2 separate regions of the Homo sapiens genome follow, and region 2 is linked to region 1. Evidence: chromatin loops called from intact Hi-C (ENCODE). Cell type or tissue: dorsolateral prefrontal cortex. All regions are shown on one strand. Each heading gives the region's core, and the rest is flanking DNA. Links, peaks and the distances in the headings are about the cores only. Region 1 holds the start of LINC01634 (long intergenic non-protein coding RNA 1634). Region 2 overlaps BID (BH3 interacting domain death agonist).

Region 1 (11,296 bases), core at 1,658-9,657:
TTAATTTAAATGTCATACAATATTTTTATCATATGAATATCTCATAATTTCCCTTTTATTGAATATTTCCAACTTTTATTGATTGTAAATAATGGCAATAAAATTTTTTCTTCATAAATCTTGCTCCTATGTGTGAATAATTTCCTTCCAGGTGAGTCCCAGAAGTGGAATATTGAGTCCAAGGGTATTAACATTTTAAAGACTTTCCAATCCTCTCCAATGGGGATATCCAACTCACCCAGCCCCGTTCCCCACAGGACCTGCACGGTCCCACTCCACTGCCCTCCACACATCTGTTGTGCCCTCACCTGGTATATAGCATTTAAATTATTTAGCTCACAAACTCTTTGGGAAACTAGGGTTAGTTCTTTGTAGCTTTTTGGTTGATTATTTTGATTTACTCAGAAAAACGCAGTATCTCCTTTACTATTTTAAAATCCTCAATAAGTAAGAATAGGGAGAGAAAATAAGAGAAAGGGGTGAGCTTTCCAAGGCCCTGGGTTAAGCCAGGGATGCCGGAGCTTGGAGCTCACTTGATACTGACCCTGCTGATGGCCTCAGCCTCAGTCCTGCTATAGAAAAGCTGCCCTGTCCCTCTGATCCTCACGTTTTAATCTCAGCATTTACTGCTGATGGGATGATTGGGTAAATTGAAAAACTTGTCAGAGAGGGTTAGGCTTTGATGGGTGGGGTAGGGGAGACCTCTCAGGAAAAGCAACTAGAGTAATAGAACTGTCAAAGGTTGGCAATAAGGCTGTGTGATCTCGCTGATGGTTCTCCAAGATGAAATGAAACCTAATGCTGCTTTCTTCTTCCTTGAGAGAAGATAGCAAAGAGGGCAGAAGGTGAGGGCTGGGGGCTCAATGTCAACTCTAGAATCTCTTTAAACCTTTTCAGCGTTTGTTTTTTTCCCCACTGAGAAAGTTAAGTGTGATGGGAGGGAATCTAGTCCTTTTGACTATTTTAAAATGTACCTTCTAAAATCAGATCAGGCCAAAAGGTTTTTTACTCTTGAATAAATTTAGGGCTAAAGGCTGTTGGAAAATTAATAGGAGTGGATTCAACGTGGCAATAGATCTTTTATAAATTCTCTTATTGAGTGAATTTCTGAATACTGAAAACAGTGTTTAGCACCTATTGCATTAAAGTGAGTATAAGACTAATACTTTGTATTAGTGACTTTGGCTGGGTGCGGTGGCTCATGCCTGTAATCCTAGCACTTTGGGAGGCCGAGGCGGGTGGATCACGAGGTCAAGAGATCAAGACCATCCTGGCCAACATGGTGAAACCCCATCTCTACTAAAAATACAAAAATTAGCCAGGTGCGGTGGCGTGTGCCTGTAGTTCCAGCTACCCGGGAGGCTGAGACAGGAGAATTGCTTGAACCTGGGAGGAGGAGGCTGCAGTGAGCTGAGATCACACCACTGCATCCCAGCCTAGGCGACACAGTGAGACTCTGTCTCAGAAAAAAAAAAAAGACTAATATTTCATCAAGCAGTTTTAGATAACGTACTGAATTTAGGAACAAATTTACTGCAATTAAATTGACAAAATACCTGTAAATTTTGCAGCTTTTCTCCCCCACAGACTAGCACTATGCAAAAATTGAATGTTTAATTATGAATGAAGGTATCTACCATGTTGTTCACAGAGTTTAATTACCTGAAGACAATGCCTGAGGTTTAAAGTTAAAATACATATATTTGAACATAGAACATTTACTTGACCACTTTATACCATGAGTGAAAGGGGTCAGTCTATGCTTTTTTCCCCTTCCCTGTCTTTTACCAGCTGGCCATTTTATTTGCATAAGGTACACTGAAATTCCTAGAGACCTACGAGGTCATTCTCTGCTCCCTTGCTTTCCTCAGATGAGGAAACAGAGCTCTACAGAGGTTAACTGTCTAGTTCAAGGTCACTCTGCATCTCATTAGTAATCTTGAAGTCTGAAGGCAGGCTGCCTACATTTGTAAATGACAGAAAGCTACCATAGCTAGCTAATCAAAAATAGATGAAAATTTAGTTATAATCTATAGTTGACAGGATAAACATTAAGAATGAGCTTGTAATCCCAGCTACTCCGGAGGCTGAGGCAGAAGGATCCCTTAAGATTAGCAGTTTGATCAGCCTGGGTGACATAGCGAGAACCTGTTATTTTATTTTACTTTTTTAAAGAGTCAGGGTCTCATTCTGTCATCCAGGCTGGAGTGGAGTGCAGTGGTGCAATCATAGCTCTGCAGCCTTGAACTCCTGGCTCAAGGGATCCTCTCACCTCAGCCTCCCGAGTAGCTAGGATTACAGGTGTGCACTAGGACTCCCAGCTCAAGACCCTGTCTCTAGGAAAAAAAAATAGAAATTAGCCAGGTGTGGTGGTGCACAAGAGTGGACCCCTTAAGCCTAGGAGTTTGAGGCTACATTGAGCTATGATTGCATCACTGCACTCCAGCCTGGGCAATGGAGTGGGAGCCTGTCTCTAAAAGAGAAAGAAAGGTCTTCCTAGAGTTTTTGATAGACTAAAACCACTAAGTTCAGATTTAGCATGAATAAATATAATGGCCTGCACTTTTGGTTGAAAATATATATTGCACAGTAGAGGCCTGACTTGTGCATGTGAAACAGAAGATAGGGAGTTAAGTCAACCAACAGGTTCAGTAAGAGCCCCACGTGGGAAGCAGCTGGTGAAACAGCTAATGAAACCTCAGAGCTATATTAGTAGACAGAGAGTAACCTGATGTTTCACGGAGTAACTGGCCCAGGAATCTTGGTGCTGGCCAGGTCATATTTATACCACTCTGTAGCACAAGGTTCCAGGAGGGACCTTGATAAACTAGAGTTCATCCACCAGAGGAGGAGGCTGCAGGCCTTGGGCACTGCTCAGCAGGATGAGGGGCCACTGCAGTTGAGCATGTCTAGCCTGGAGTCTTCTGAAGAACATGATTATTGACTTTATGTATAGGAATGGCTGCCAATGAAGAAGAGGTACGTGGCTTGTTCTATGTCACTCCGCAGGGCAGAAGGAGGATCATTAGGGATAAGGATGAATGGGAGATAGATTTCTGTTCAAAGAATTTTCCAAAATTGCGGACTCACCACAGAATGGTCTGGAAGTCTGCTTAGGGAAATGCTGGGATCCAAGCATCTGAGAGCTTATAGGATATCTACTTTGGGACAGGAGTTGACTCCATGACTTCCAAGTTCCCTTTAACTCAAAGATTCTGTGAGTCTTCATCATGGATCTTTCTTTCTTTATTCCTTCCTTCCTTTCTTTTTCTTTTCTTTCTTTCTTTTTTCTTTCTTCTTTCTTTTTCTTTCTTTCTTCTTTCTCTCTTCTTTCTTCTTTCTTTTTTCTTCTTTTTTTCTCATTTTTCTTCTGTCTCTTTTCTTTCTTTTTTCTTTCTCTCTTCTTTCTCTCTTTCTTTCTTTCACAAAGTCTCACTCTGTTGCCCAGACTGGAGTGCAGTGGTATAATCACAGCTCATTGCAGCCTAGAGCTCTCACCTCAGCTCCCTGGGTAGCTGGGACTACAGGCACATGACGCCACACCTGGCTAATGTGTGGTGTGTGTGTGTGTGTGTGTGTGTGTGTATTTTGTAGAGACAGAGTCTCACAATATTGCCCAGGCTGCTCTCGAACTCCTGGGCTCAAGCAAACCACCCACCTTGGCCTCCCAAAGTGCTGGGATTCCAGGTGTGAGCCACCATGCCCAGTCAGGTTATTTTTCTTGTACTGCTAGTTCATGCCAGTAGAAAAGGTTTTAGTGCTTTTGACCTTCTGATTCCCAAAACGATTCAAATGATTTGTCATTAGAATATGTATCTTAAAAAAGAAACAAATAAAACTCGTAATAAAAAATTGAATCCAGGCCAGACACAGTGGCTCACACCTGTAATCCCAGCACTTTGTGAGGCCGAGGCAGATAGATTGCTTGAGCCCAGGAGTTCAAGACCAATCTGGCAACATGGCAAAACCCCGTCTCTACCAAAAAATTAGCCAGTCTCATAACCAGATCTCAAAAGTAAATAAATAATTGAATCCAGAAGGACTCCTGAGAAAAAGTGAGTTGCTTCAGAATTTGGGCACTGAATTTAAATATAAGCTTTGCTCAAAGTCTGGGCAAAGAGAGAAATGTGTGAAGTTATAGATTCTTACTGTTCAAGAAGAAGAAGATTATACTTTCATCTGTATCAGTATTGACCTTGTCTTCCCAAAGGGATTATAAGATCCTTAACAGCAGGGAACAAATCTTTTACTTCATTTTAACTCCTATCATCATTAGACTATTTTATGCAGATAGGTGCTCAGTGTGTCTTGAATAATTTGACTTTCTTAAAGATGAAATAGGAAAATATTTTTGCTTTATTTTTTTCCTGGAGTCTGATAGAAAGATTAATGGGAGATGGATTTCTTCCAGCCTGCTGAAGCCGGAAGTCACAGTTCTGAAACTACATTATATTATTCCAATGAGGTAGCCTAAACTTGGCCTATAGAAAGCCCCAGGCTGCCATAATTGCATCTACTGGTACCTCTTCCTCTTTGCAGAACAGGTTTCTGTCTTAAATGCATTTGTGTTGCATTTTTTTTTTTTTTGAGATGGAGTTTGGCTCTTGCAGCCAGGCTGGAGTGCAATGGCGCCATCTTGGCTCACTGCAACCTCTGCCTCCCAGGTTCCATTGATTCTTCTGCCTCAGCCTCCCAAGTAGCTGGAACTAGAGGTGGGTGCCACCACGCCCAGCTAATTTTTGTATTTTTAGTAGAGACGGGGTTTCACCATGTTGGCCAGGCTGGTCTCAAACTCCCGACCTCAGGTGATCCACCCACCTCGGCCTCCCAAAGTGCTGGAATTATAGGCATGAGCCACGGCACCCAGCTGTGTTGCATATTATTGCCACTCTAGCACCCTGACTTTCCACTGCAGCTCTTCATTGTACTCAGTAGTAGCAATAACCAACATTAGTATTTTACTTAGAACATTAAGCACTGTTCTAGGTGATTTATATATATTTACTCATTTCATCCTACCAACTCCAGAGTTTATGGTCCTCACCCACTACCCCCTCTGTCTCTCAGTAAGCTGTCTACCTTCAATGTGTAGTTAATCAAGTCACCAACGGACCAAAATCTGAAGTGAATTCCATCTTCCTAGTAGCAAGACACCAGGTGGTAATGGGTTTCCTCTGCCTCTCCTCTTTCCATCACCCGCTCTGTTCCCTGGATACCAGCTAAAAACTACCCTGCTGTATTTCCTGCCCCCAGCGTGGCTTCCTGGGCTTGGCCACCCTCCAGCTCTGCTACCAGGTCTGCTTGGCTCAGGGGTTTGGAATGAAAGACACAAGACTGAGCTCCTCCGAGTGACTCACATCTATCTGGAGTGGTAATAGCCTGTTTTTGTGCCACTTAGCAATTCATCCTCCCCAAACCCATCCCTTCTTCATTTTCCTAAAAATGCCAGATGGTATATGTTTATTTTTAAATCGGTGTGAAGTTTGATACATTTAGCATTGAGAATGTATCAACAACACTTCCTGTCCCTTTACCCCACCCCAGGGATACTTAGAACTACCACCACGATATTGCAAAACCAGGGGGCCTGAGTTGCTGCTGGAGGGCATGGTGTTGCAGAAATCACTGCTGTCCTGCGAGCTGCAGGTAGATGCCCAATAGGAGTTTTCTGATGATGACATCTCACCTTGGGTGGAGATAGGGCTAAGACCAAACCCTGCCTATGGCTTTGTCCAGGCCGTAGAACGGGGACAGGTCTGTGCTTGGCATCCCTTGCTGCTGTTTCTGTTAGACACAGCTAAGCCCAAGGGTAGGAAGAAGCAGAGGATGTGCCCACGGGAACCTCGTCCTCTTTTCTGTGGTTTCCACACAGCCAGGAGTCAGTCCCTTTCCTTCATTCTAACCAGCAGAGTCACTGGCACCAAAGACATTGTCTCAGTGGCATAAATCCCTATACCAGTGAGGGTTCTTTACTGTAGGAGGCCCCTTGGGGCTGAAGAATTGGGAGAGGCTCCTTGGCTTGAAGCCGAGTAAGTAACTGAGTAAGTGAGTAAGAAAGTGAGTAAGTCATTACTCTCCTCCACCTGGACATAATGAGCCCGCATGCCTGGAAACAGCCAGCGCTCCTCCCTGGACTTAGCCCAATCTGCCGAGACAAAAGCCAGATGGAGGCCACACTTAGATCACACAGAGAGCATTCAGATCATTCACTTCTGATCTGGCCCTGGTACAGGATGGCAGGAAGAGTAAGGATAAGTGAACACCAGAGGTATTTCAAAAATGTCTTTAGACCTAGAAGAAGAAGGCCTGCATTTCATTTCCAGCAGTATCATTTATTAATTGCATGACGTTGAGCAAATTAATAGACTTCTCTAAAGCACATATTTCCTTATCTGTCAAATGGGAATAGTAATATCCGTTTTCCCCCATTTTATGGGGGCATGTGTGAGGATTACATGGCAATGCATATGACAACACTCTGTAAACTCTTGATCATACTATGAGAATGTAAAGGATTATTAGAAATTTCTATTTATTTTAGTAAAAAAAAAAGAATAGTTTCATCAGTTTGTTCCTCTACTCAATTTTTGACCAGAACAGTTTGTAAATAGTAAGACGGAGAGCTTTGATTTTTTTTTTCTCACCTTCCATCTCACGTTCTGTCCCAGGCAGGCAGGGGGCTGTGGTTGGGAGGTGCAGTGCAAATTTGCAGGTAATGTGTGTGAGGTATGGAAGAGGCAAGCACCTGCACGCTCATCACAATCAAGGAACAGAACCAGACAGAATTTAAGGCTGGCTGAAGGAGACCAATGTGGTCACCATAGTGGATGGCCCCAGGCAGAGCTGACCAGCAGGCAATCGAGTCAGCTTGAAGCAAAAGGTGATCTCAAGCAAAGCTGGAGGCCGAGACAGATCTAACAGATGCCAAGGATGCTAGGCTTTGACAGGGTCCCCCTAGAGACTGGGCTTCCTATCCTGGGCTGCTCAGAAATTTCTAGTGACCCCCAATCTAGCCTTGGACTGGCTGGAGGAACTGAAAGTTTCCAGGAGGGAGGATTCCTGCTTGTCCACCCCACAGCCTTCAGTATCACTGTCCACATGGAAAGCTATGTCCCGTGGCAGACTTGGGAATCGCTCCAGTCTCCACATCCCCCAAGGACTTTCTGATTCAGATTCCCAAGCAGACAATTTTGGCTTACAGAGGGAAAGACTACATTTGGGTATCAGAAACTTCATACTTGGTGAATGCTGTCTGCTTACTGAGTCTGGGACAAGAATTCCAGCAGTGAGCATGCTGCTGTTACCCAAGCCAACCTCTAGAGAGATGTTTCAGGGAAAAAAACAAAACAAAACAGGGAGCTCAAAAGAGAACAGTGCAGACAGTTCAAATCATTCCCAAACTGGCCAGTCAATCCTTGTAGTTCAGCATAATGGGTAGCTAAGGTCAGAGCTTAGGGTCTTGGGTCCTAGATTAATATTCACCCACTCCTAGAGGTAATTTTGTAGGCCAAGAAAAGCAAAAACCAAACCAAACCAGCAAAAATGGGCCCCTGAAATGATTTTCCAGAGTGGATTATCAAGAAGGCTTAGTGCTTGGAGTAAAGAACTCAATAAATAAAGACTTCCAGTCATCCTGAGATACCCAAATAAGAACACAAACTCTTAATTGGTTACTATTTGGTTTAAGGCAGGGGTTGCACATTGACCATGTGCTGTGTGCGGTTAGTAACGGTGTTTTGTTTGATCATCTCATTATGTCTGTGCCATGTTTGAAGGGCAATGTCACAGAAACTGGGGGTGACGGGTTAGAACACTCTGGACACTTAAAAGGCCTTAAAAGAAGGCTGGAGAGGGGCCTCTGGTCAGGCACACCAGAGTATCTGATGAGAACACCAAGTCTGTAATCTCATGCCCACAGAAAGCTAACCCTAAATGCCAGTACCAGATGGCCAACCTAAGAGAGGGTTCTGCGCAGGGAGAGCACACTCAGTTGGGTGGTCAGGGAAGGCTTCTTGTAGGTAGTGTTTGGAAGTGGCGGGAGGCGGGTGGAGGGGGGGTAGTGGGGGGCGTTGTTGGGGCGGGTGGTGGAACACCTGGTGGAGAGGCACATTCCAGGGTAGAAGACGACGGAGCAGGCAAAGCCCTGGGGGGGCAGGAAATCTCCAGCTATATTCAGGAAACCATGAGCAGGCTAATTTGGCTGAAGCAGAGAATTTGAGTTAGACAGAATGGAAGTGGGCAAAGAATGTGTGGAGTGAAGAAGAGCAGGAATCATGTCTCAAATCTACTGAGTCAAATATCTACTGATGGAAAGGAGAAGCTTGTGGGGTGAGAGTGAAGGGTGCCCCCGTGGCGGGGCTCCCCTGGTAGCCCTTTCTCCTGCAGACCTATCTGTGGGGTGCTCCCAGCCTGGCTCCCTCTTCGGGAGGCAGACACCTGCTCAGCCTTGCTAATCAGGCAGCAGTTAATGGGGTTCACTTCCTGCATCAGCAGGTGAGGGCCTTGGGGAAGGCTGAAGAATGGCAAGGTTACAGCTGGCGTCCTCAGGCAGTTGGAGGCCCGCAGCAGGAGAGCATGTTCACGGCCGGGCGCAGTGGCTCACACCTGTAATCCCAGCACTTTGGGAGGCCAAGGAGGGTGGATCACGAGGCCAGGAGATCGGGACCATCCTGGATAACACGGTGAAACCCCGTCTCTACTAAAAATACAAAAAAAAAATTAGCCGGGCATGGTGGCGGGCACCTGTAGTCCCAGCTACTCGGGAGGCTGAGGCAGGAGAATGGCATGAACCTGGGAGGCGGAGCTTGCAGTGAGCCGAGATCGCACCACTGCACTCCAGCCTGGGCGACAGAGTGAGACTCCATCTCAAAATAAATAAATAAATAAATAAATAAATAAGAGAGCGTGTTCACTGCACTCGGCTCGATCCTTGCCCAGAAACACAAGCAAGGGGCACCTGGGACCAGGCTCAGCTCAAAGCCCCTCCCTCTATATATCTGGGCACATGCACACAGCCTCCTCAGATGGATATTCCTGTGTGTGTATCAATCACAACATACACATCCATGGGTACATTTCCTGAGCAAGCAGATCTCTGCTATACATATACATATGTAAAAGCATATAGATGTACAGGCTTTCCTGTATATGTGTATACACATATGTTTGCTGGGTTGTTTTTCAGAATATTGAAAGTCAGAAGCATGCTATCACATAACTCTGCATTTCATCGGGCCGAGAAAGCACAGGTTTTCAGGACCACAGTTCCCATTTCTCCTGTTCTGCAGTCCTCGTCTGATTGGCCAACACTATGGGCACTCCCTGCTCTGGTGGCCACTGGCAGTGGGCCAGGGTGAGGGCAGCTCACAGCCCGTCTCCTCTCTGTTACCTTGGGACGTCACTCAGCAGTTGCATCACCGGCTGCTCTCTCCCTCTGAAACATGAAGCCCTTCCTTTCTTATTCCACCTTAGGGAAGCCTGGGCCTGCGACAGACCAGAAGACCTCACATTCCACAGAGAAGACCTCGGTTTCCCCCCAAGCTCTGTCCAGTATGGAGTGACAAATCGCTGTACTTATGAGACAAAGGCATGAAGTCCAGGTCAAGGCATGACTTTTCGGCAGCAACTTTTCTAGATGTGAGGTATCAGTAAACATTTATGGTGCTTCTGTTATGGATACAATACAAGGATGTAAAAGAAAATAAGTATGAGGCTCATCCTCCTGGGAACTCACATTTTCACTGGGGCTACAAGACCCCCGGAGCAAATGCCAGGCACAAGATCGGGGATAAAAGCCTAACTTTGAGAAGCTTGCTTTGGCTAAAACCGAAATCAATTATGAAGCAAAGGAAGTGGATTAGAGGGAGATCTTATGAAATCCCATCAGATTTGGATCATGCTACTGAGTTTTTTTCTTCCTGGCTGTATTTTAGGTTTTCTCTCCCACTGAAACTGATTAATCGTTGTCAAAATTCCTCCCTTGTACCCTTCTCTCTATGGGAGGGCTGTCCCTTGGCTGGCCTGGGATGCAGGAATAGCTTTTGTGCACCCTTTGGTGTCCACTTCTGTGTGTCTCTCTTGGTGGCACTGCTTCCCTATCTCTGCTTGCTCTGACCACCTTCAGGCTCCTAGGACCCTACCCTCTCAAATTTCCTCCTCCCCTGCGTCCCCCTTTCCCATTCAAAGCCCACAGCACATCTCAGTTAGTGCTATGGAAAAAACTAGCCTCAGAAACGAATATTCACTGACATGTCAAGGTCTAGTAGTTTGTAGAGCCATTTTATTGGAAGGGACTTCAGAAAGGAATTAGTTTACCTACTCATCAGGTGAGGAGACCCACAGAGGGGAAGTCACCTGCCTGACTCCCAGAGACAGAAACAGTGCTGGGACTAAAACCCAAGAAGGGTCCTGACTCCCAAGTCCCAGGAACTTAATTTTCCCCCAGGGAATGGCCCACCACCCACCCAGATGTAAAAACTAGAGACTCTGGGCAGCATTCTATCTCTATGCCAGCCTCCAGTCTCCTGTCTATTTTGCCTCCAAGATACATCTCTAATTTGCCCACTTTTCTTGAACTTCACATCACCGATCTGGTACAAGCCATCATCATCTCCTTGCTTGGGCCTACCAAGACACTAATCACTGTTCTTTTTGTTTTGTTTTGTTTGTTTTTGAGACAGAGTCTCATTCTTATCACCCAGGCTGGAGTACAGTGGCATGATCTCAGCTCACTGCAACCTCTGCCTCCCATGTTCAAGCGATTCTCCTGCCTCAGCCTCCCAAGAAGCTGGGATTATTGGCATGCGCCACCACACCAGGCTAACTTCATATTTTTAGTAGAGATGGGGTTTCACCCTGTTGGCCAGGCTGGTCTTGAACTCCTGACCTCAGGTGATCCACCTGCCTCGGCCTCCCGAAGTGCTGGCATTACAGGCATGAACCACCATGGCAGGCTGACTTTCATTCTTTCTCTAGTATTATTAGAATATTCCCAAATAATATTCCATTGTGTATATATTCCACATTTTGCTCATTGGTTTCTCATGGTCCGATCTGAGCTTTGGGTAGATCTGGCTATAGGCAGATAATCCCTGAGACATACTGCTAAATGGGAACAGCAGATGCAGAACAGTGTGTATGATACGCTACCACTTCTGCTGGAAAACGTCAAACAGGCACGTGTGCATACATATGTACGTGGACTTGGAAAGGCATAGACCGTCTTTGAGAATACTCAAGAAGTGGTTATCTTGGGTAGGAGAGCTGGTGGCGGGGGACAGAAATGGAAAGGAGACTT
Region 2 (8,000 bases), core at 1-8,000, 290 kb before region 1:
CACACAGAACCTGGTTTACTAATACTCTTCCCTCTCAAAGGAAAGACAGTCCCCAGTATGAAGAAGCACTTCAAAGTACTTATTAAGTATCCAGGGCTGCTGGGCGGAAAGAATGAGAAACAGTTGAGTTCTGAGAGGCAATGGAAAGGGAAGACTGCAATCACTCCCTGCAGGGGGCTCGGTAAGCAAACGCATGTGTGGTGAGCCCATGTGCCCACTGTTAGACGGTGATGGGATACAAGAAGCCTGGGTCATCCCTGCGCCCAAGGCACTTCGAGTCCAGAACTAGTGACCACCTGCGACGCCTTAGGCCCATTTTATTGGTGCAGACCTAGCTGAATGGACAGGAGGAAGGGGGTTCCTGGGGGACACTAGACAGACTACAAGGCTGGCAAGGACCGTCAGGCGGTCGGCGCACATGCAGAGTTACATGGGAGTGCGCCAGCCACTCCTGCGTTCTAGGCAGCTGCTGGGACATCACAGGCTGGCCCCACTGAACAGAAGCATGATTGGATTTCTAGGAGGTGAGGACGCCTGCATTTTCAGCTGGTAGAGTCGAAAAAGTGGAACTTTCTCTCCTCTCAGCTCCTACCGCTACAGGCCTGCATTTGGCAGTTGGGAGGATGTAGTTCTTTCCGCTAAGTGTTCTGGGGACACAGTGCCCCGGACCAATCTTGTATCCCCAACAGTGCCAAGCAGATGGTAGAGCTCAGAAAGTTGTGTGGATTCCAACCAAGGAGCTCAGCAGAGCAGCAGGCACCACTCCCAGGGCTTACGGTTCTCACTGGCACCATTATTAAACTCCCTACAACCAAAGGAAGCGTCTGTTTCTTCTGTTGGCCAAACATGCTTCGTTCATCTTTTAGAGGCTTTTACCCCTAAACTCTTTACTCTGATTTAAGGTTCAGGTTTCCTCGATGTCAACCAGCTGAAATCTTCTGCAAGGCAATGAACCATACCCTACGTCCAGTTACTTCGTCAGAGTTCTGGACCTGACAGTCACGAGTTGAGTGGCCTCACGGGACAGTGGGCTGCCTGGTGAGAGGCAGGGGACAGGCCCCCTTGGCTCACTTGCCCGCCCACGCGGTCCTCAGGCCCTCACTCACCTCCTCCGACCGGCTGGTGTTCCTGAGCTGCAGGGCCAGGCCGTTCACCAGGCCCGGAGGGATGCTACGGTCCATGCTGTCCCCGACCTGGGCGAGGTGCCTGGCAATATTCCGGATGATGTCTTCTTGACTTTCAGAATCTGTGTTCAGGCAGGGGCGGCAGAGACAGAGCAGACTCAGAAAATGTCCCTGATACCCTCTCCCACACCACCCTGCCCCGGGAAAGGACAGGTCCGCGATGGGACAAGGCCAGCCCCCACTGGGCACGTGCTCCACTCCACCAGGGCCACAGCGGGCGGGCTGAGTACCAGCGCTGAGCTGGGTTCTGGGCAGTGCCGGAGCTCAGGGCCTCGGCTGAGGCCCAGGCTCCCGCACACAGGCACCACGTCCCCACAGGCAGGGCCGGTGAAGCTGGGGCATCACGACCACGCCTGAGGTACAAGCCTGGCAGCGGCTTCATGGCTCACACCACACAACCCAACAGGGTTGGCCTTGGCCTGGGCAGCCGTTGGGGAAGGGGCTCTGTGGGCAGACGGCATCCCAGACCCACTTTTGCCCTCTCAAGCCTGAGAGCCCCCATTCCTCGCAGTCCCGTCTCAGGAAAACCCCAGTTGTCACTGGCACCGGCAAGGCCCTGGAGAATCTCCCCTGCCTTTCCAACCAGAGCTCTCCCCCTTGCCCCTCAGTCCTCCTCCTCTGGCGCACAGCCTCCGTGCTGCCCCTGCCCGAGTACCACTGTCGCAGCTCCATGAAGGCCACGCTCAACTGCCACGCTCCCTGCCGCCTCCGTTTCTTCCTCAGCACTTGCTGTGTTATTGTCTGACGCCCCTGCCAGAAGGTAAGCTCCCTAAGGGCTGTGATTTTTTTAATCTGTTTTGTCCACTGACAAATACCCAGCACTTAATACATGGCACTCAGTAGGTGCTCAATAAACAATGGCAGGGACCAGGTGTGGTCATGCATGCCTGTAATCCCAGTGCTTTGGGAGGCTGAGGACAGAAGATTGCTTAAGGCCAGGAGTTAGAGGATGCAGTGAGCCGTGATTGCACCAGCAACAAAGCAAGGCCCTGCCTCTACAAGAAACTTTTTTTTTTTTTTTGAGACGGAGTCTTGCTCTGTCACCCAGGCTGGAGTGCAGTGGCGCGATCTCGGCTCACTGCAACCTTCGCCTCCTGGGTTCAAGCAAGTCTCATGCTTCAGCCTCCTGAGTAGCTGGGATTACAGGCGCCCGCCACCACACCCGGCTAATTTTTGTATTTTAAGTAGAGACGGGTTTCACCATGTTGGTCAGGCTGGTCTCGAACTCCTGACCTTGTGATCCTCCTGCCTTGGCCTCCCAAAGTGCTGGGATTACAGGTGTGAGCCACTGTGCCCTGCCTCTACAAAAAACTTTTAAAGGGAGCCAGGTGTACCGCACGTACCTATAATCCCAGCTACACAGGAGGCTGAGGTGGGAGGACTCCTTGAGGCCAGGAATTCAAGGCTGCAGTGAGCTGTGATCATACCACTACACTCCAGCCTGGGCAACAGAGCAAGACCCCGTTTCTTAAAAAAAGTTTTAATTGCATGAATGAATGAATGGGCCCTGTACCTAGCTCCCAGTAAGTGTTCAATAGATGCCAGCTATTGTTATTTCTCCCATTAAATCTTCTATTTTTTCTGTGCTTGCAACTTCCCTCTGGCTTTTTTGGTTTTGGCTGCTGCTCCCACCCTCGGTCAGCTGTCAAATCTCACCTTATGTTGCAAATACAAGCGTTTTGCCTACCCTCTGCCATTGCCGCCACCCTGGTGGGGGTCCCCTTAGCTCTCATCTGATGATGACAGCCCCACTCCCTGCCGTCCAGTCTACTCGGCCACCTTCACAGCACAGACCTCAGAGCAGGGCAGGGTTGGGAGAAGTGACGTGCTAAGGAGTGGGCACGTTCTTAGAAGCTGTGCTCTGGGGGTTTCACGGCCTCCCTGGAGTCTGTCCATGGAACATGCAGTAAGGCTGCCACATCACTTCTCTTCAAAACCTCTCAAGTGCTCATCTCTGCTTAAGTGACAAGTCATGACCCAGCCTGAAAGTACGTCTGACTTAACTTCCACGCTTCCTAGGCAAACTCAACTACTCACTGTAGCTTTTTTTTTTCTTTTTTTTTTCAAGACATAGTCTCACTCTGTTCCCCAAGCTGGAGTGCAGTGGTACAATCTCAGCTCACTGCAACCTCCGCTTCCCGGGTTCAAACAATTCTCTACCTCAGCCTCCCAAGTAGCTGGGATTACAGGCACCCGCCACCCCGCCTGGCTAATTTTTATATATTTTTTTTAGTAGAGACGGGGTTTCACCATCTTGGCTAGGGTGGTCTTGAACTCCTGACCTCATGATCCACCTGCCTTGGCCTCCCAAAGTGCTGGGATTACAGGCGTGAACCACTGCACCCAGCCTCACTGTAGCATTTATAGCCGCTGGGCTTTTGCTTAAAAGATGGCCATTCCCTCTTCCCAGTTTCCAAGGAACCAAACATACCCAACCCCCAAGGCCCAGCTCAATTGGAGCTGCAGCCCCAAAGTTTTCCTGATTCCCTGCAGAGCAGAGCACCCAGCTCCTCCAGCACCTCATCACTCCCCCAGCACCGAATCTGTGCCTCGCTCGTTCCCGAAGCTTATCCACCTTGCTTCAGTTACGGACACGTCCTCTCTCCCTCTGGCCACCAGCCGAGTAGCAACAGGAATCTTTCCTGATCCGTCTGTGTCCAGCCGAGTGAACGGACTCACCAAAGAAACCCCGGCAGCCAGAGCCTCTACCTTGCCCCTCTTTCCAGGCTCGCCAGGGACTAGATTCACAGTCCCTGTCACCTGCAGGCTAAGTGAACTGCCATGATCACTTTTGCAGGTGCCACTTGAGTCAACCCCGGTTTCTCAGTCTAGAGGCAAAGGCCGGCATGGAGAAGAGCGAGAGAAAAACACCAGGGCAGACTGGGGCTACAGTCACCCCCACAGCAGTGCTGACAGCAGAGCTGTGCCTGTCCACTCCTGCCCTTCCTGGACCTTCCCAAAGGGATCTGGGGTTTCTCCTCAGTTCAGGGCGAGCCAGAAGATATGCTGGCTGGATTAGAAGGCAGAGACATTCTCAGACACCTCCCCCCACCCCCCACCCCCACCCCCACCCCGGTCTAGTGGGGAACTCCAGCCACGTCCTCAAGCACCTGATCTAAGACAGGCGGGAGGCAGAAGGCTGGGTCAGCTGTTGGTCTCCCCCACAGCCACCAGAGGGCAGTGCAACCCTTGAGCTTGGAAGGCCTGGACCAGGGTCCGGGGATCCCTGCAGGCTTTCAGGGCAGGGATTCTACCTGCGTCAGAATCCTCTGGGCAGTCTCCCGCCCTAAAACAGCCTGATGCAGGCAGCTGGAGTAGGGCCCAAGGCCTGCATTTGGAAAAGGTTTCTCGTGTAATTCCAATGTGCACACTACTGAAAGCCAGCGTCGCAGGGCTGGATCTGGAAGTGGGTGAGCCTCCACTCGCCCCCAGCCTCCACTCGGGACAGCCCCTGTCCATAGAAGCAGCCCCTTGGCAAAGGGGAGTGGAGCTGGAGGCTGGAGGAGAGTGCAGGGATCAGCAACAGGAAAGGTGAACAGTCTGGAAACCATGGTGACCTGGAGTCAGTGCCCTACAGTGGGAGGGCGGCTGAGGCCCACCTCAAGAAGGGGCCTGGCCCCATGTCCCAGTGGTAACATGGCCACAAGCTGTGTGATCTGGAGCTAGTCATTTACCCTTTGCTGGACCTGGGTTTCCTCACCTGGAAATGAGGTTCCAAATACTTCTGTGTTCTTGTATAGGTAATCACGGAGCATAATGTATGAAAGGAAATATGTCAGGTATAGACAGTGCAAAAGTCACTGTGAAACCAGTGGGCCTCAATCAATGGGACAGTCAGCCAGGCCTGCTTGGGGAGGCAGGGGCCGCACCGGTAGTGCCACCTGGGGGCTTTGCCCAGACCCAGCAATGCCCAGACCAACCAATCAGAATCTCTGGAGGTGAGATGCAGGCACCAGCATTTAAAGCTCCAGGTCCTTGAAATGATACAAGGCCAAGTGTGAGAACCCCTTGGGTTATATAATCCAGACAAGTGGTCTGCAATCTTTGTATCAGAATCACATTTGGAAAATTGGATAAAAACACCATTCTATGTTGGTCCAGACAAGGGACTCAAGACCAGTACATGAGATTCTGTCTCAACAGAAAGGAAGAACTTTCTAACAGAGTCACCCAAAAATGGTAGGCAGTGAGTTCAGCAGCACTGGAGGGAATCAAGTAGAGACCAGTCAAGTGATTAAGTGATACCAGCGTACGTGGCAGCTGAAACTGCAGAGGCAGAGTGATCCCGGGGGTCCCTTCCAGCCCTGAGGCTCCCTGAATGTTACTGGCGACAGAGAAGCCCAGCTTTGGGGAAGGAGGTGGGGCCGGCCGCCTACCTGCCTCTATTCTTCCCAAGCGGGAGTGGCTGCTGCGGTTGCCATCAGTCTGCAGCTCATCGTAGCCCTCCCACTGGGGAGCCAGCACTGGCAGCTCGTGGCCCAGTGCGTCCAGCTCTCTGCGGAAGCTGTTGTCAGAACAGCTTTGGAGGAAGCCAAACACCAGTAGGTTTGTGATGCACTCATCCCTGAGGCTGGAACCGTTGTTGACCTGAGGGGAAAGGGGAGTCAGGAAGCCGGGACTTCAGCCAGGCCAGAGGCCCCTCCTGCAAAGAGCTCCAGTTGCAGCTGGCCCAAAGAGCCTCACAGGTCCCAGAGAGCTGAGGGACCCTGTGGGCTGGAGGGCCCTGCAGGAGGTCTCAACAGGCAGAGGCAAGGTCTGCAGCCACAGCTTTAAGCAGCACTGCCCGTAGATGGCAGGGAGCGAGCCCCGACTCTGCAGAAAGGGATTCCTCTGCAGAGGAATCTGCTGGACCTCCTGAAACACGCGGCTGGGGAGCTTCCCACTAGGTGAGAAGGCCACAGGCTGTTCCGGGGAGGCGAGCGAGTGTCATGCGGGCATCATCCGCCATCCTGTGCTGGCACGCTTTCTTCAAGTTCCCCTGCAGGCTTCAGCAATCTGAGCCCACCTTTCCTGGCTGTGCTTCCAACAGGCGGAGCCTCTTTCCGCTCATCTCCTTCACGGGCTCAGGAGGGTATTGGGCAGATGGAAGATTTTCAGTAACTACTGCGGAGTGGTGACCACAGCTGGGCACCTGCCTTTGGCCAAGCTTGGTTTACTTTGGGTGGGTGTGTCCTTAATCCGAATCCCACAGGGAGTGGTGGCACTGGCTCCTGCTCTACCCAGAGGGGCTGGGCTCTTGGCCGGCAGCTCTCCAGCTCCCTGGGCAGCACTGGCAGCTGCAGCTTGGCCAGCATCTGTGCCGCCAGAGATGGCAGGGACTGTTCTTGGGGTACTGACTGTGTTTGGGGGCTGTATTCTTACAGGCAAAGGTGAGCCCTGCAGCTGGGTGTGCCCAGACCAGAGAAAGACCTAAGGTGGAAGAGAGAACAAAACACAAAGAAGGGCAGGGACGCTGAGATCTGCGCAGATTCACACAAAAAGACCTCCTGGGCTGCCAGAGAAGGGTGGGAGGGAAGATGGAAGTGTAGGCAGAAATTTATTTCTATTCTCTAAGTCCATAATATTTTTCATTAGAAAAACCAAAAACTTTTAGAGGACAGTTCTTACAGGGCAAATTGTTTTTTTGTTTTTGTTTTTGTTTTGAGATGGAGTCTCGCTCTGTCACCCAGGCTGGAGTGCAGTGGTGTGATCTCGGCTCACTACAACCTCCGCTTCCTGGGTTCAAATGATTCTCCCGCCTCAGCTTCCTGAGTAGCTGGGATTACAGGTGTGCATCACCACGCCCGGCTAATTTTTGTATTTTTAGTAGAGACGAGGTTTCACCATGTTGGTCAGGCTGGTCTCGAACTCCTGACCTCGTGATCCGCCCGCCCCCCAACTCCCCCCAACTCCTTGGCCTCTCAAAGTGCTGGGATTACAGGTGTGACCTACTGCACCCAGCAGCAAATTGTTTTAATGCTTTGCTAGGTGATGCCTGTAATCCCGGCACTCTGGGAGGCAGAGGCAGGAGGATCGTTTGAGCCCAGGAATTTGAGACCAGCCTGGCAACAAGATCCCCATCTCTACAAAAAATAAAAATTAGCCAAGGTGGCATGCACCTGCAGTCCCAGCTACTCATGAGACTGAGGCGGGAAGGTCACTTGAGCCCAGAAGTTTGAGGCTGCAATGAGCCATGATCACACCACTGCACTCCAACCTGGGTGACAAAGTGAAACCCTGTCTCAAAAAAGAAAAAAAAAATGCTTAAAATAAGGAGCTTGGCCGGGCGCGGTGGCTCACGCCTGTAATCCCAGCACTTTGGGAGGCCGAGGCGGGCGGATCACGAAGTCAGGAGTTTGAGACCAGCCTGGCCAACATGATGAAACCTTGTCTCTACTAAAAATACAAAAATTAGCCGGGCCTGGTGGCGGGCGTCTGTAGTCCCAGCTACTTGGGAGGCTGAGGCAGGAGAATCGCTTGAACCCGGGAGGTGGAGGTTGCAATGAGCCGAGATCGCGCCATTGCACTCCAGCCTGGGGGACGAGAGCCAGACTCCGTCTCAAAACAAACAAACAAACAACAAAAATAAATAAATAAATAAATAAAAATAAGGAGCTTGTGTATTGCTGCAGCCATAAAAAAGAATAAAATCATGTCCTCTGCAGCAACACGGATGGAGCTAGAGGCCATTACCCTAAGTGAACTAACTCAGAAACAGAAAATCAAATACTGACTGTTCTCACTTATAAGTGGGAGCTAAACAATGGGTGCCCATGGACACGAAGATGGAGAGAGCAGGCACCGGGCACTTTACAGTAGGGAGGCGGGGGCGGGGGA

The links. Peaks named below come from ENCODE experiments on the same cell type or tissue, not always from the same donor. Only the 100,000 strongest peaks of a DNase experiment are listed, where the experiment ranks them.
Region 2: a loop joins it to region 1, with 2.4 times the contacts of the local background. A loop is called at or near these places in 2 of 110 quality-filtered maps.

The regions. Positions count from the first base shown.
Region 1 is chr22:18,026,576-18,037,871 of GRCh38, forward strand. It overlaps LINC01634 (long intergenic non-protein coding RNA 1634), which reads left to right and starts at 2,810. Exons shown (of 2, transcript NR_024417.1): 1 at 2,810-2,979; 2 at 9,185-11,296. RefSeq lists enhancers at 2,790-2,859, 2,900-2,999. In dorsolateral prefrontal cortex, for the core only: no CTCF peak of the experiment used is centred there; a DNase peak (open chromatin) is centred at 5,271; H3K27ac peaks cover 3,324 bases.
Region 2 is chr22:17,738,243-17,746,242 of GRCh38, forward strand. BID (BH3 interacting domain death agonist) reads right to left here. Exons shown (of 6, transcript NM_001196.4): 3 at 5,561-5,771; 4 at 1,107-1,246. Among named protein-coding and RNA genes, the nearest start is that of MIR3198-1, 22 kb to the right of the region's middle. RefSeq lists a silencer at 4,181-4,475 and an enhancer at 6,053-6,673. In dorsolateral prefrontal cortex, for the core only: CTCF peaks have their summits at 4,400 (motif pointing right) and 4,599; a DNase peak (open chromatin) is centred at 4,379; H3K4me3 peaks cover 454 bases; H3K27ac peaks cover 2,244 bases.